Linked DNA regions of Mus musculus: region 1 is linked to region 2. Evidence: chromatin loops called from intact Hi-C (ENCODE). Cell type or tissue: heart. All regions are shown on one strand. Links, peaks and the distances in the headings refer to the core of each region. The heading gives the core; the rest is flanking DNA. Region 1 overlaps Etl4 (enhancer trap locus 4). Region 2 overlaps Etl4 (enhancer trap locus 4).

The links. Hi-C counts contacts between places; a loop is a spot of excess contacts. Peaks named below come from ENCODE experiments on the same cell type or tissue, not always from the same donor. Only the 100,000 strongest peaks of a DNase experiment are listed, where the experiment ranks them.
Region 1: it touches region 2 in a loop (2.1-fold over the local background); 5 of 42 quality-filtered maps call a loop at or near these places.

What each region holds. Positions count from the first base shown.
Region 1 is chr2:20,718,064-20,726,936 of GRCm38, forward strand. The region is part of intron 6 of Etl4 (enhancer trap locus 4); the gene reads left to right. Among named protein-coding and RNA genes, the nearest start is that of Arhgap21, 250 kb to the right of the region's middle. In heart, for the core only: no CTCF peak of the experiment used is centred there; no DNase peak of the experiment used is centred there; H3K4me3 peaks cover 597 bases; H3K27ac peaks cover 929 bases.
Region 2 is chr2:20,776,652-20,785,524 of GRCm38, forward strand. It overlaps Etl4 (enhancer trap locus 4), which reads left to right. Exons shown (of 22, transcript NM_001081006.1): 11 at 1,375-1,550; 12 at 4,291-4,421; 13 at 5,147-5,294; 14 at 8,393-8,849. Among named protein-coding and RNA genes, the nearest start is that of Arhgap21, 190 kb to the right of the region's middle. In heart, for the core only: CTCF peaks have their summits at 1,496 and 3,327 (motif pointing left); no DNase peak of the experiment used is centred there.

The DNA.
Region 1 (8,873 bases), core at 681-8,680, 58 kb before region 2:
TATCATAGAACGAGGCCACTTTCATGCTCAGTGCCTTCGTTACTTGACCAACACCCTTTCTGCTCCTTTGCCATATTGCTTTAACAGATTTTCCCTCACCATTCACCTGCACCATGCTATCTGGATGTCCTAGCCAACAGAATGAGGGTGAGGGCCAACAGCAACCTGCACCCCAGAAAAAAAAATGCAACCCTCATATATTTTGCTATAGTTACACAAAATGGACTAAGTCTTCTCCTCTTATACATTGAAGTACAGCCTTCTCGTTCCTTCCGCTAACAAACTACCAGTATATGAAAGCACAGAGGTGCTCCAGGTTTTAAGGCTGTGCTACGAGGCTGGGTGTCCATGCAGAAGACAATGAGCCAACTGTAAGGCAGCTACAAAGCTATTTGGAAAGTTTTAACAGAAGATATTAAGGGATAACTGGCAACTGTGTGTGTTACAGTAACAGGATGGCTTAAAACAATGAAGCTTACTAAAGTACCTACATGTTACATGACACGGTGAATGGCATTTTCTCTAAAACCACTCTAAGAATGGAAGAAGAAAGTAGAGGAATCAGCATTGAAAAACTTAAAACAGTAATAGGATTTCATTACGTTTTTTCCCTTCTTTTTATGTTTTAAAGTTCCCACAGTAAAATATTTTTAAAGTAATTAACATTGGGCTGGCGAGATGGCTCAATGGTTAAGAGCACTGACTGTTCTTCCAAAGGTCCTGAGTTCAAATTCCAGCAACCACATGGTGGCTCACAACCATCCGTAATGAGATCTGATGCCCTCTTCTGGAGTGCCTGAAGACAGCTACAGTGTACTTACATATAATAAGTAAATAAATCTTTTTTAAAAAGTAATTAAAATTAAGGACTGCTTTTAGAACTTAAATGAAAGACTGCTCACCATGCAGAGCTTCTGAGAGCTCTTTCAGGGGCAAGCGGACACATTCTTGTCCTGTTCCAATCCTTTGGGTCATGTTCACTTTATCCCACAGATGGTATGTCTTTTAAAGGCACAGATCATAACATGCTCTCTTCCATATCTCCTTGAAAGCCAGTGTGGCATCTGCAGGGGCAGTGAGCGTGGAGTGCGGGTGTGGCCCAGGACAAGAAGTGCTACGGTGCTACAGATGCTGGGGTGTTCATTTTCCATCCTCTGTGAAGACCTGCTGTAAAAATATCCCCAATCTCATTCCTAAGAATAGTTCCCTTCTCCTGGTTTATTTTTATCATGTGGACACTGGGAGCCTTGTACATGATCATTTTCCTTCTTTGTATTGCTATTCCAAAGCTTAGAATTACATTTGTGGCCCACCCACAGCAAGAGTGCAGGCATTTGCAGGCTGTAGTTTGTGTGCTGGCGTTGTTCCTGGTCTCCCTCTTTAATGTCACTGTTTTTCTTCTTCCTCTTGTCAGATATTCCACTTGCCTTTTATTTTTTTCTTACAGAATTATAATAATTCATGTGAGTGTTATTAGTTCCTCTGCAGAATCTATGCAGGCATAAATAGTGTTTTATGGTTGCCATTGTTCCTGATGTCGAATCACAGACTTTCCTGTGTTTGTGGAGTAAGCAGCATGAGAAAGTACTTTATATTTTAACGAGGTTCAAGTCAATAATTCTGTAAAATAGGTGCGCTGACTCCAGTGTTCTCAGATGCTAAGTCAGAGGCCAAGGAAGCTTTTCCTCGGCTCATGCAGCTGGCAGGTACCAGATACCAGATCTGAGCCTGCTTCTTCCAGCGTCTGTGCACTCAGCCCAAGCTTTCCTTCCTTCATATTTACATCTACATTTTACAAGTTGTGAAATGTTATTCCTAGTAAGATGTCAAAACACAGAAAATAATATTTCATCCATTTGTTTGTTTCTTTCTCTCTCTTTTTTTTTTCTGTTTTTTGTTTTTTGTTTTTTAAGACAGGATTTCTCTGTGTAGCCGTGTTTGTCCTGGAACTCACTCTGTAGACAAGGCTGTCCTCGGACTCAGAAATCCGCCTGCCTCTGCCTCCCGAGTGCTGGGATTAAAGGCGTGTGCCACCACCGCCTGGCTCATTCAATTGTTTCTTAACACAGTGCACATCTACTCCATGGCATCTACTTCTTTTCCTTTATCCCATCCTGTTCTCTGATGATGACACAAAAGACAATCACAGCACAAAGAAACAAAGAGGGAGGGAGGGAGGGAAGGAGGGAGGGAGGGAGGGAAGAGAGAGTTGTACAGGGAGGATGAAGAGGAGATTACCAGACTGTCCTAGTTGAGATGAAAGTTTTGGATTTGGGAGGACTCAGACAACACTGTAGGAATGGAAGAGAAGAGAATACCACAGACATGGAAGCATCAGAAAACATACCCCTTACTTTGTCCTTTTGTTAGTGGACTCTGCACAAGCCATCCAGTCCTTTTATCTGTTTAGTGGCATTGGTATTAGAAACTCGTGTTCACGATTCGCCAGCTCTGCACCTTGCACCTTGTTCAGTATTTTGATTGTATTCACTCCTATTTGATTTTCATACCATGAGAAAAAAATCTGTGTGTGCACACGCATGCATGCATGGTACACACACACACACACACACACACACGCATACACACACACATACACACACACACATATACACACACACACACACACATACACACACATACACACACACACACATACACGCACACACACACACACACGCATACACACACACATACACGCACACACACACATACACACATACACACGCACACACATACACACATACACACACACATACACACAAACACACAGACACACACAGGAGAAAATAGTCAGCCCATCTAGTACCACACAGTTAGAGTTGGAGCTGGATGCAGAGCCAGGCAGAACTCAAGAGCTGACTTTTGATCGCTTTTGTGGTCATCACCATCTCCTTGATCCCCATCATCAGTGGCTATGGGTCATCTCCACATTTGTGAGCTATCATTTCCTGAAGTCCTAGCTCAGGAGTGACTCTCTTTATCACCAAACCTTTCACTCCCTCCCTTTTCCACATCACTGTTTTTTCTTACAACCTTCATGGATACCCCTTCACCCCTATCCTCTTAGCACACTCTTCTCTCTTGCCTAGGCTGTAGTTACTGACACAGTCTTCTGAACACTACATTCTTCAGAGATCAAGTCCCTGTTTTATTCATCTTCAGACTCCCTGTGGCTCTCGCAGTATCTCATTCTGCATAGATCCTCACTAAATGCAGTCATGGAAAATATTACTTAGGTCAGCATTTTCCTATCGAGCGTCCTGGTAATGCTTTATCTACTAAAGTCAATACAATGGTCTGTAAATGAGGCTGTTGGTGGTTTTCAGCCCATTCCCAGTAAGAAGCAAGTATGCCTGCTTACCTTCTTGTTGTCTCCATTCCATCACTGGAATATGACAATGGTCATTTCCCCTGGAGTTTAAGATGAAAATAACTATATGAGGGAGTCTGGCTTTCTCAGATGCAGCAAGTGATGGTGAGAAATGCACATTTGTCAGCCTTTATCCCCCTCAAAACAGGGAGTTCCAGGAGTTGACTCACCTTCATTAGAAAGTAAGCTAGCTCTCCAGTAAACAAACCTGAATAAGAAACCGCATATTGCTGTGTGCATAATTCCCACACAAAATTTGCCTTTAAACTAAGCATCATGGTTTTACAAAAGTGGCCATCACCCCACTGTTATAAAATGTCACAGATCTTTCTCCTGCCCCCCCACCAGAGCTCTGGAACCAGCTCTATCCACCAGCCATGCTTTCTGTGGGTGCTGAAATTGTAACAGTAAATAAAACAGATGTTATAACCACCGCTTCCAGACCTGGTCAACCAGGAGATCAGAAACTCCACTGCGAGGTCAACATCTGTTGTTTTTCTTTCTTATCAGCTCCAGACTGTGTGGAACTAGCCCTCCATTCTATCATTGTCAGAGAACACTGTGGGTCTTGGTTGTGCTCAGTGAGCTCCAGGATCCCCTATTCACCTGTGTCTTTAGGATGACCATGTCACAGATGATGAGGAATTACTCTTACTACAGTGACCAACCAGCCTGAACATTTTAATGCAGAGTCTGTCCCCCACATCCCACATCTTCCCACTGTGCTCTCAGGTCTTCATTTTTTTTAGATGCAGGAGGGCTACATGCACATCAAATAGGCAGCTTTCAACAGGCACAAATCTCATCTTCCCTGCTCCATGGCCACTTGTCTTTTTCTTACACGCTTTTTTTTTTTTTTTTTTTTTTTTTTGTCATTGAGAGGTTATGACAACATGAGCCATATTGTATTTATAAACATCACGTGTTTCCTTGATCTGGCTGCAGTTTCTGCCAGACAGCACACAGGGAAGGAACGTTTCTCGTTTGCTCAGCATTGGTTTTCGTTAGGCTGATTTCCGGAACAGGGAAAATGCATTCGTGCAGCCTTAACTCTCAGAGAGAAGCAATACCTCTGAATGTCCATGAAATAGTTTTAACAAGGGTGGCTATTGCTCCTTTAAACCACATGTTTTAACTAAAGGCTTCCTTCTGTAAGAAAGCAAAGCGTAGCATTTAGTCACCATGCAGACAGACTGAGCTGGAAGCATCCGACAGATGGGTGGTTCTGAGGTCTCTGCGAGTCTGGAAAGTTTCTTCTAGGAAAGAACAGACCACGGAAGATGCAAGGTAAGATCTGATCTGACTTTAAAACACACTGCAATCCTTTGAGACTCTTCTGTCCTGGCTCAGGCACAGATTGTATCCTTTTCTCCCTTGCGGATCTGTTTAATGTATTCACTCCAGTGAGGAACTGGAGTGAGAGGTTTTGTAGGAACTTCGTGCGTGCTGCTTTGAAAGTGATCTCATTGTTATTGGAATTGCTCTGCTTTTAAAGATCCCCTTTCGATTCCACTGGGACTGTCTCTGACCTACAGATCTGTAATCTGTGAGCCTGTTTCTGTTTAACCTTGTAGTTTAGCAAAGGTTTTGAAGGGTCAGTGCAGTTTGCTTGAACAGGGTTCTTTTGTCTATGGGTTTGTGGCAGCCTTCAGTATTTTCTTAAAGATGTTGTCTTTCATTCAGTTCTGAGATCAGTGGCGAGAATTGAAGAGAAACGAGAGAAAGCTGTGTGTGGCTTATAGCATTCTGGGGAAGTTTTTCCTGGCAAATTCATCTTAAATTCTTTACTAAGAAGATATCAGTTTAAGCTTGAGGAAGGAATACTGAACAAGTGTCTAGTTTTTAAACAGCCTGTTATGTGGAGTTTAATGATTACCTGGAAGCCGTTGACAGAAATCATGTTTACCTGCAACAGAGGTTCTACGTGACATCATGTTATGGAATACTTTTAAATGAATTTCATGTGGGACATGCCCTTTAAGCTCGTCAGCTTCCTCTTAAAGGAACACAAACCTTCATGGATCTGCTCTATACTGGAGTGTTTTGATCCCACCTTATAGATTATTTATGCATGACATTGTTATCCAATATGATCCTCATTCCATGTACCATTTCATATAGTCAACATAGTAACCATATGGTATAAATACTGAGGGAGATGAAAGTAACAAGATCACACCGTAGTAAGCAACAGAGTTGAGATTTAAACTCAGGCTTTCCTGTCTGTGTGTGACACTGCATGGCCTCACCAGTCCCTGAGCGTTTCAGTGCAGACAGCTTCCACTGGGAATAGAGAAACTGTCATATTTACTCAGTGTCAAAATATTATCTTGTGCTGTGAAGGTTTTGTTGTTCTTGTTGTTTGGGGGGGTCTCTTGTTTATTTGGTGTTTTGTAAATTGGGAACCTTCAAAGCCTGAAACTATTTCAGGCTGATGTTTTGTTTACCCCAAGACCAAGTTACAAGTTTAGGTGAGGGCAGTCAGCGCCAGATGAATGGCTATTCCTGTTGCTGGCTTCTACTGTTTCTTTTCCACAAATGCTAAGTTGCAGGGGCCAGGGGGAGAGCAGGGAGTATATCTGTGAGTTTGGTAATGGAGCTGAGCTTTTACTAAAGAGTATTGAAGGGGAGGTTCCAAAGTTAGGGCTGCAGGCTTTAGTTTAACCTCCTCCAGTGCTCTGCCTAGACCCTCCTGAAGATACAGAAGTCAGCTCAACAGCAGAAAATACCTAGTGATTTGTTATGCAAAGTTATCACCAGGATGCAGCTGCTTGAGTGAAACAGGTTTGGGGTTTCAGGATCAAGGCAGCCTGCATCCAACTCTGTTAGAGCAAAATGGGAGTATTTCAAAGCTAAGCTCCTTCTGTAAATTAATATATACTATGTTGCTGTTGTTACTTTGAAATCCAGGGTTGACCAAAGATACATCCCACCTAAATATCACTGGAAGCTGCTTGGTTTCTCTGCAGATGCTCAGCAGCCCCCAGCCATCTGAACGAAGCCTCTGCCACTGTTTGCTGGAGAGGTTTTGTCACACCCTTCTGCTTCCCACATGCAAGCCACACCTCCTTTCTCTGCTGTTAGCAGGAGTGACCTTTGACCAGGCACATGCATCCCTGTCTTCTGGCCACAAACCTCCTTCCCACAGGTTGTTCCCTGGCTACTCCTCCACTATTCCTTGTTCTTTGTGGGTTTCCACCAGGGCTGGCCAGACTGTGCCAGATTGTACCTCCCTATACCAGCCCAGGCTTCCTAGGTCTGGCGTCTTGCTCAGAGGCAGGCTGACCATTTTTTGTGCCTTTCCCAAAACATCTCAGGTGAGTGTTATTCTCATATAAATTTGAGCATAGAGAGAATGATGTGTTAATAATGTGTTTCTAAGGTCCATGTCACTCACCTACAGTGACATTTCTCTCCGCTGTGCTTCTCCCCCACAGTGTAGCAGCTTCTTTGCTTGTACGTAATTTGCAGGAGCAAGAAATGTTCTGTCTGCTTTTGAGGAAATACACCTTTAGATGGTTGGTGATCCTTCCCTCAGTGACTAAGCCTGACTAACTTGAAATCTTTGGACTTAGACATCAACTTTTGTAAGCTATTCACCTGGAAGTTCAAATCCAAGAGGCTGAGCATGGTTGGAGAGATTTGGTCAGGTTTACAGACCAGAAAAGGGATGACGTATAAGGCAGGAGCAGAAACTACCAGCCCCAGAAAACCCATTAACCTTATCCATGGCCACATTATGCTGGCCTTGGCTTTTGTTCTCACCCCTCTGGGTGTCATCTGAAGTGTGCATGTGCGTGTGCATGTGCGTGTGTGTGTGTGTGTGTGTGTGTGTGTGTGTGTGTGTGAGACAGAGACAAAGAGACAGATAAAAGACAGAGATAAACAGACAGGCAAGCAGAGACAGAGAGAGAAACAGGTTTTCTTGCAGCACACGCTTGCCTTAAGGTTACTCTGTACCCAAGGTTTTCTTCAACTTCACACATTATTTTCCGGTGTCTATGAGGACAGTAAGCCACTGTACCCAGCTTTCCAGTTTGTTTCTTGGTGGGCTTGGGAAGTCTATATACCTGACTTCTTGAAACCATTCATGGCTGTAGCTGGTATAACATGGCTTCTTCTATTCTCCAGAAAGCAGCTCACATCTCCCTTCTTGATTATCTTACTAAAAGCGAACCAGAAATCCTATCAGAGCTAGAATTCATTAATTGGAAATACATGGGCCTGTACCAAAAATAGATAGATTTTTAAACTAACCAAATTTAGATTATCCTGTATTTTTATGGAAGGGGGGTAGGTCATCAAGTCAAGTGAGAAACAGCAGCTGCTCCAAATTATGAGATTCTTTGAATGAAACAGAGAATATTGGCTTAACCACGTGATGAAGCATTGCCATTGTGTCTCCGATGTTCAGTTTCTCTGTTGCAGCAGGTCTGGCCTGCTGGTGTTGTTTGTGTAGGTTTAATGTTCTACCCTCAAACTATACAAAGCTGTCTTTCCCTTGCACCTCTGCTTTGTTTGTTTGTTTGTTTGTTTGTTTGGTGGGCTGGTTGGTTGGTTGGTTTGGGTTTGGGTTTTTTGGTTTTTTGAGGCAGGGTTTCTCAGCATCACCAGCCCTGGCTGTCCCAGACTGACTTTGTAGACCAGGCTGGCCTCAAACTCACAGAGATGTGCCTGCCTTTGCCTCCCTCATGCTGGAATTAAAGGCACCGGCCACCATGAACACTTGCACCTCTGCTTTTTAGGTGACACATGGGAAAGGGGGCTTTGCAATCATTTGGTTTTATAGGTTGTTTTTTTTTTAATTATTTATTTAGTTTGCACTCTGATCTTAACTTCCGCCTCAGTCCTCTCCTCCCAGTCTTTCCCTCTCCTGTCCCCTCCCCTGCTCCTCCCTTTCTTCCCTAGTATCAACCAGCCTCAACATTACCAAGTTGCAATAGACGAGGTACATCTTCTCCTATTGTGGCTAGACAAGGCAGCCCAGTTAGGGGAAAGGGCTCCAAAGGCAGACAGTGTAGTCCAAGATAGACCCTGCTCCTACTTTAGGAGTCCACATGTTGACCCAGCTGCATAACTCTTACATATGTACAGAGGGCCTAAGTCCATCCCATGCACGCTCTCTGGTTGGCAGTTCAGTCTTTGTGAGCCTCTATGGGCCCAGGTTAGTTGACTCTGTAGGTTTTCTTGTGGTGTCCTCGGCCTCTCTGGATTCTTCAATCCTTCCTTCCCCAAGCTCCACTTAATGTTTAGCTGTGGGTCTCTGTATATGTTTCCATCAGTTCCTGGATAAAGTCTCTCTAGGCTCCCATCTGCAAGTATAACAGAGTATTATCAATGCGTCAGCAGTGGCTTCCCGTCATGATATGGGTCTCAAGCTGGGCCAGTGATTGGTTGGCCTTGCCCTCAAATTCTGCTTCATCTTTTACGCCTGCACATCTTGTAGGCAGGACAAATTGTGGGTCTAAGGTTTTGTGGCTGGATTGGTATCACAGTCCCT
Region 2 (8,873 bases), core at 242-8,241:
TCACTCTTTTTTTTTTTGTTTGTTTGTTTTGTTTTTTGTTTTTTGGGGTTTTTTTTTTTTTTTTTTTTTTTGTTTTTTTTTTTTTTTTTTTTTTTGAGACAGGGTTTCTCTGTATAGCCCTGGTTGTCCTGGAACTCACTTTGTAGACCAGGCTGGCCTCGAACTCAGAAATCAGCCTGCCTCTGCCTCCCGAGTGCTGTGATTAAAGGCATGCGCCACCACGCCCGGCCCCAGCTCACTCTTATCTCATAATGAAGATCACAATGGGGCTTTGAAAGAGTGGCACCATGGTCAAAGTGTTCTTCCTCTCAGTGTGAAGAGATAATGGGGCAGATGACAACAGCATCCCCAGTCCTCTGAGGTGATACCTTGTAGTGGAAAAGGATCAAGAAACCAGTGCAAACAATTGAATGTTGCTCTGGTGTTTTGTTTTTGTTTTTTTTTTTTTTTTTGAGGGGGGGTGTCTTAGGGACAGTGGAATGAATAAAATACAATTGCTGCTGAAGCTGATCAAGGGTGTTCACTTTGTGGACATATGAAAACCTAGCAACTATTGGCAAGCATCTTCTGAAGGGTAGCTCAAACTTGCATGCTCTTTGTTCCATGTGATGAAGGACCAGTGAATCCCGGAAACCGTATGGAAATTATGGACTTAGATATAAATGCAGCCTTTGTCAAATCCAGTGAAATTAGTCAATTCCCAAGAGCCTTTGTCTCATCTGGACTCATTATTGCCCCATCAATGTGTAGTGCCACATGGTAAGGAGCTGTGATTCTACACTGTTGAGACATGAAGCCAAACAAATCAGAGAGCTCAGATTCGCTTTTTGAAGACATTCTGAAAAATTCCTGTCAACCCAATGGTTGTTGAGGATCTACAAGAACCTCAGAGTAGCTCTGCCAAGGAGAGCAGATTCTACATCAGGAGAGAAACGCGAAACGGAGAGCAAGAAAGCCTATCCAAGTGTCTGGGGGGAGACAAGGACTGAAGGCCTGGTTGATCACTGGGCTTTCAATGCTAGTACTCTTGACTCCTCTCTATAAAATCGTCTGTGAGAGTTTGTGGTGTGTTTGTGTGTGTGTGTGTGTGTGTGTGTGTGTGTGTGTAACAGCAGCCAAAGACTAGAAAAAACTCTACCTTTTTTATAGGCACAGAAGTTCAGCTGTCAGTTGCCTGATAAAACTTAGCCGTTCTCTGAGGAAGCAATCCTGTATACAGTCCTGTATACAGTCCTTGCTCTCTTCTCTTTCTTACTGAAATAAAGATTCAGCTGTGGGTTTTCTCTGTGCCCACTTCTGAAGACTGCAGGGCATTCAGGCTTCATGATAGCAGACAGATGAAGCCAATGGAGGCTGATTTCTTTTGTTCAACAGCTGCAGAACCAGGAGATTCTGAGGGCGATGATGAAGAAGGCTGAGCTGGAAATCAGTAACAAAGTGAAGGAGACCATGAAGAGACTAGAGGATCCGGTACAGCGTCAGCGCACCCTGGTGGAGCAAGAGAGACAGAAGTACCTCCACGAAGAAGAGCGGATTGTCAAAAAGTTATGGTGAGTCACCCTGAAGAGAAAAACTGTCTTTGTTCACAGGGTGACCTTCTTAGCTGGTATTTCTCTCCCTCTCTTTAATGAGCACCTATTGTGTAAGCTAGAGATCTGCTGAGCCTGGTATCTTTGTCCCAACTGTCCCTCCTTTAAGGTCTGGGAAACTCAGCAGGCCCCATGACAGTATATCTCTGGGCCAGGAAAATGTGGGGCATCCTTAGAAAACCACAGGGTTGGGGATTGGCAGGAGAATTGGGTCCATGGTCCTAATCACATCTCACAGTTGAACGGTATCATTCTCCTTGGCTTGGTGTCTTCTATGGGTCATACTCCTGCTTTGGAGACCTGCTTGGTACCTGTCTAGGCTGTGCTTGCAAAGACTGTAAGATCATGGGAGCCCACAATAGACCCTGAAAACCAACTCTAGAAAGTTGTCTTCTGCCTTCTGCATGCACAGTCACACAACACTAATTTAAAAGTTATGGAATACATATATATCTCCTTAATATTATCATATCTGTTTCTTATACCTTAAACAGACATAGACTAGGGTAACTGGGTGGATCCGTATGACAGGAGAGCGAGCTTAGGTAAGATATTCTAGAACCTGGCTCAGGGCTACTGAGAAGTAACGCCTGCTCTTTGCTGGCCCTTCTCTGTCCCTTTCCCTTCCTTCTAAATTCCAGAAAAGAAATACTCTGGTAGAACTGTTAGGCTTGGGTCCTCTGAACATGAGGACAGAGGAGTGAAAGTGGGGATTAAAGAACAGAAAAAAAAAATGAGTCAATATCTTTCATGGTTTTCTACTTGGAAATAACAGCTTCTAATAAGAGTCAGACTAAGTTCAGTTTAACAAACAATGGGCTTCTTTTCAACAAAGGCAGAATAAAAAGCAGCTTAAGGCCATGCTGAAATCTGGAGGCCCCATGAATGTCTGACGTCTTCTTGAGCAAAGCCTACCTATTTCAAAAGCCCATTGATGACTTTCAAAAGGCCGTCTGCACTCATTTTCAGCAGCACTGTCTCTTTTTCAATCTCTGAATTAATAAAAGTGGCCTTCAGAGCTCGAAATAGGAATCACAAGCACATGAATTGGCAGAATAATGGTGTCAGAGGTTCCCTGCTGCCCGTCAAAGGGGAGCAGAGTTTGGGGAACTTTGGGTTGCAGGGATATGATGCGCAGGAGGCAGACTGGGTAAGAGAAACTAAAATAGGAGTTTATCTGGATGGAGTGGCTTTGGGTCATGGAACATCTCCTTGGAGGAGTATTTGCATATTGACCAGTTTGTGGGTGGTTGAAGGAACTGGGGGCCCTGGAGTCTTAGCTTGGAAGGGCTTCATCAAAGCCTGAAAGAATGCAGGAGACTGCTTGGTCTACCAGGGAACCTCCCTCACCAATGGACCATTTAGAGGTCTGACAAGGATTGGCCCAGCTCCACCCCAAGGAGCAGCAGCTGCATGTGCCCTGTAGGTATGCTCACCTAACACCAGGTGTGTTTAACAGATGCAGACCCTAACGGGGCATCCTTTCATCAGAGATTTCTGTATCAGAATGGCTGGCATCACCAAATACTTCATCCCCCTGCTCAGAAGAGGTCAGATGTGTCACGTGTGACTTCATCCTTGTTGAATGTATGTCCTGCCCTGCTGGACTCCCTCCTGTGGCTGCATTAGCTCCTTTCTACTCACTCACCTAGAGGAAAGGGCCCATGTCTTGTGAGGCCATCCTCTCCTCCACTAAGGCGCCAGGAAGTACAGCCGCCATTCACTTACTGCCACCTAGTGGTCTTGCATTTCTTAGCACCCTCGTCCTTTAAGAGCTTTCTCTTGAATTTGCAGGCAACTTGAAAGGATACAAACACATCTGGGCAAATTGTTTTTGTTGTTTCAAGTGGAAGAATATAACTTGGCTGTGTTGGAGTTGATATCTGTTCTCTCTCTCCATCCCAACCCCTCCATCCGTCCCTCCCTCCCTCCAGAAATCAGATCTCTAAGTTCTTAGTTGTGAGAGAAGAGAGACAGTCATTAATGATGGGACAGTCAGGTACACTAGAGAGAGGCTATCCATTAGGGGATTTTGAGGGCAGTTTTGCTCTCTCTTTCCCAGGGATATTTGACCATGTCAAGGGACATTCACATGTGTCACAAATTATTGGAATTTGTGATTGCTTGCTACTGCTACTCAGCAGGAAGGGGCCAAGGATGCACATCCTTCATTGTGTAAGACAGCCCTGCACTAAAAATGAAGCTATATGGTTCAAAATGTCAGGTACTAAAATTGAGAAACCTGGTTGTCTAAAGTGAGCTAACACACTTCACTGTAGTACTGGTTCATACCCCCCTCTTAGGCTACCCCCAGCCCCCATCTTCTGCCTCCATCCTAATCTATCAGGACTCTCTCCCCTCTGTCTTTCTCTCCCTCCATTCCTGGTCACCAAGTGTGCACATTGTTCTCTTGGCTGGCATGAATACAACTGAAAGTTAAGAATGTATCAAGTGCCCACTCCACCCCCACCCGGGACCAATCTGAACCACAAATGACAGACACGGGAGAGCTCTCCCGTTGCTACCTTACATAGCCATGCAATATTGCAAAGCAAACTACTATCGACTGTGCTCCCACCTCCTCCTTGGAAGCTTAAGATAGGGCTGGGACACAGCAGAAAATGGGAGAGCCCCTGCTCCTGCACGTGTCCTTTCTGAGACCCTCCATGCTCAGTTCCATCTGCTCTCTGCCTCCCCACAGTGAGCTGGAGGACTTTGTTGAGGACTTGAAGAAGGACTCTTCCTCCACTGGCAGAGTGGTGACCCTGAAAGATGTGGAAGATGGGGCTTTCCTCCTGCGACAAGTGGGAGAAGCTGTGGCCACTCTCAAAGGTGAGCCTTCCACTGGAAGTGTGTTGCTTGGAATGTTTATGAAGCTTTCAGCTGGGCGGTGGTGGCGCACACCTTTAATCCCACCAATTGGGAGGCAGAGGCAGGCGGATTTCTGAGTTTAAGGCCAGCCTAGTCTACAGAGTGAGTTCCAGGACAGCCAGGGCTACACAGAGAAAAACCTGTCTCGAAAAACCAAAAAAAAAAAAAAAAAAAAAAAAAAAAATCAAAAACCAAAAAAACCGAAGAAGCTTTCAAATCTGGACCTACCATCCCATCCTACTTGGGAGGCTGAGGCAGGAGGATCCCTTAAAGTCAGTTGAGACCAGATTAGGGAAACAGTAATACTTTGTTTCAAATAGACATGTAAATAAATAAACAATCCTTCAAACAGTAAAAGATTCATTCAAGACTTCTTAGAGGACCTTTATAAAGGATGCTGAAGATGGAAACTAAACCATACAACTAAAACTTTCCCTTTTACTGAACTTACAGACATACCAAACTCGTTGAAAACAAACCCTAACTTTTTAGCCTTATCCATAATACACAGGGAATGGACCCAGAGGGGCTGTGACCTTATCCAAGGTCACTCAGTTTGACCATAAGATTTCACCCCGTTGCTTCCCGACTTGGTATTTCTCTGTGCTACCCTAGGTCACAGGAGTGGGGTGGGCATTGTCACTCTGCCTTCCTATTCTAAAAATCACTGCTGGTTTGGCCTGTAGGAGAATTTCCAACTTTGCAAAATAAGATGCGTGCTGTCCTGCGCATAGAAGTTGAGGCAGTAAGGTTCCTGAAGGAAGAGCCACACAAGCTGGACAGTCTCCTGAAGCGTGTGAGGAGCATGACAGATGTCTTGACGATGTTGCGGAGGTAATGTCACTGCCATGGTCCTGATGGGGTGGTTTGCCAGGAGGGGTCGCTCAAAGGCTGGTGTACATACAGGTCACGGGCTTTAAGAACCTACTCTTAGTATCATCATGACTTATCACTCTTTATTTATGGCATCCTGAGGAGAACCCTCAACTGTTTCAGCCCCCAAATGTTCGTTGCAATATGGCTTGAGGGTATAATTCCTCAGCATAGACTTTTGCATTGGCTCCATCCTAGGCTTTTAAATTACTAGTCATATGTTGGGCTTTTTTTTTTTTTTTTACTAGTTGGAATACTCTGACTTATAGGTGTAAGTAATATTTTAGTTTGAATTGAGTTTTTTGTCACTTCTTTTTCTAATCTTGCGATTAGATCACATCACAGATTAAGAACACTACAGATTTTATTTACATATTTCTATTACAATTAATCATGTGTTATAAATGTACACATGAATTAAAATAACAAAGATTTACACACAGTATTTTCATCTCATACATATGTTGGGCTTTAATGATAGTATATGCACCTGGATTTGATCCCCACTATTTTGAAGACTTAACAATAAATTTAAAAATAAAATTAAATACATAAATAAGTCTTTTATTTGTTTTGTAATAGTTTATGGATGAAGAACAAACTAAAGCACTGTTAGCCTCCTTCACCTTGAGGGCAAGGAGACTTAAAATCGAGACTCTAAGCCAAGTGTTTATCTACTGGAAGGGTATCTGAGAGCATACTGGTCCCACCCAGGAAAGAAGCTGAGCACCCCTAAGTGGACCCGCTCATCAAAGATCATTCCTGTGAAGAGAGATCTGGAGAAAACACTGTCTGATCTGTAGCTTTCAATGAATAATGAATCTCATACCCAGCATAAACATGCTTACAAAGGCTGTGGTGTAGCTCAGTAGTAGAACACTTGCCTAAGATGTGCTCAGCCATGAACACCAACACACACACACACATGGGGGGGGGGGGGTGGAAGAGAGGAGAAGGGGAGGGGGAGAGAAGTGGGGAGGCGGGGAGGGGGAGAGAGAGAGAGAGATTTCCTTCCAGGCAGAAGTAATATATCAGGTATGTCAGAAACTTTTGTAAAAATTTTGTTTCCTGGCTGTAATTGCCCTGGCACAGTGGTTCTCAACCTTTGGAAGTCAAACAACCCTTTCCCAGTAGTCATATTATCAGGTGTCCTGCATATCAGTTATTTACATAACAATTCATTACAGTAGCAAAACAATTTTATGTTTGGGGACTCACCATAATGTGAGGAGCTGTATTAAAGGGCCACAGCATTAGGAAGGTTGAGAACCACTGCTCTATCAAGTGTAGAAGAGAATTCATTGGCATGCAGCTAACTTTAAGGTAGATAAAGTGGATTACTAATCATAGGAAGTGTAGTTGACTTTTCTAGCAATAACCAACCCCAACTAATAACTCCACGAAGCAGGTATATAGTCAACTGCAGAAAACCCAGATGCCAAAGGAATTCTAAGTCCACATAGACCATCCAGGTTCCCAAAAGGTCATTCATTTTCACGTATCAAGTGACTTTTTTACTCCACAACAATAGAAATGGGTTAAAGTACTTCTTTGTTAAGCTGTTGCCCAAATGTTATAGACCTTGAACTCTAAAATAAGCCAGCCTCATTAAAGGAAAACAGTGGCCTGAGGGAGCAGCATCTCTTCTGGAAAACAGTTACAGGGTGTTCTTATACCCAACACTGCCATTGTCAGGATTTGTCTTAGAACCAGGGAAATCAGAGCTTGAAGAAGACGGGATCGCATGATTAAGCTCTTCAAAGACTCAGAGATTGAAGCGCCCAAGAGGGGCTATCTTGCTTGTTTGTTTGTTTGTTTGTTTGTTTGTTTGTTTGTTTTTCTAGAAAGAGTTTCTCTGTGCAGCCCTGGCTGTCCTGGAACTCACTCTATAGACCAGGTCAGTCTTGAACTCAGAGATTGGCCTGCTTCTTCCTTCCTAGTGCTGGGATTAAGGTTGTCCACCACAAGGCCCAGCTATAAGAAGGTGCCATCTTTACTGCCACCAATACATTATATCAAAGTACCTGAGACTCAAAAATGGCAATGTCTCTTGAATTCCAGAACATGTTACAACTGATACAAACACAGGGCTGTGTCTACTTCCAAAGATCTACTGTATTTTCTACTGAAGCCAGTGTGGGAATGGGCACATTGCTTTGAATGTCTCCCAAAGAGTCAGGCAAGGTAGTGCATACTTATAATCCCAGCCCCCCAGGAGGGATCACAAGTTCAGGGTCAGCATGAGCTATACAGACTGTCTCAAAACCCAATAAATCAGTTGTAGAACATTTGTTCGAGGTCCTGGGTACCACCCCAAGCACTGCAAAAAAAGAAAAATGAGACCACCAAAACAAAGGAGGATGGGGGTCTAAACATACCTCAATTTAGAGTCATGGTTGGCCTTGAATTTGAAGGACTTGATTGAGTCCACTTAAAGGGAAAGATAGCCACAAGGTGATAATACACACTGATAAGTCTCATAGTCTAAGAAGAGTTAGAAAGCTTGTAGAAGCTTCTGAGTGAGAACTGAGTGCATTTGGGGGCCTCACAGGCTAGGTCACATGGAGGAGTAATTATTACTAGACGTGTGTTCACTTCTACTTACCAACACCAGTAAGGGGCTAGTCTTGTCTGGACACAATACCATTACCATAAAAGAGACTATCTCTTGGGGCCGATAGCATGGCTCAGTGGACAAGAGCACTTGCCACAAAACATGAGGACCCGAGTTCAGATCCCTAGAATCCATGTAGTACCAGGTACAAATAGCATGAGTCCATCTATGACAAGATGGGAGATAGTGTCTGACTCCACACACACATGAACAAAGACAGACAGACTCTCTCTCTCTCTCTCTCTCTCTCTCTCTCTCATCTTTCAAAGGAAGAACTATATAGCTTTGGAAGATTGTCAAGGTAACCCTCACCCCTGAACTGCTCCTGAGTTTTTTAATGTTTTCATCTGATCTGGTACTGAAGCATGGCATTCAGATATATCACAGAGAAGGCACGGAGGGAGAGTCAGCACTGTTTAACACTGCTGTGCATGGTTTTTTCTAGGCATGTCACTGATGGGCTCCTGAAAGGCACCGATGCATCCCAGGCTGCACAGTATGTTGCCATGGAGAAGGCCACAGCTGCAGAGGTCCTGAAGCATCAGGAAGAGACAGCCCATGCCCCTGGGCAACCCCTCCACTGTAGCACTGGAAGCCCTGGCGATGTGAAGTCAGAAGTGGTGCCCCTATCCACCATGACAGTTCACCATGTACAGAGCTCGCCTGTGGTCATGCAACCTTCCCAGCACTCCTCAGCCTTGATGAACCCAGCCCAGAACTTGCCTGGAGGAACCAGACCTCACACAGCCAGCCCTCCAGCAATCACACAGGAAGTAACCTCTGCCCAGTCAGCTCCAGGCCCCCAGTCCCCTCAGACCCCAGTGAATGGTTCCTCCATGCAGAGCTTGTTCATTGAGGAAATTCACAGTGTGAGTGCCAAGAACAGGGCAGTGTCCATTGAGGTAGAGTCCTATTTCCATTTCTTA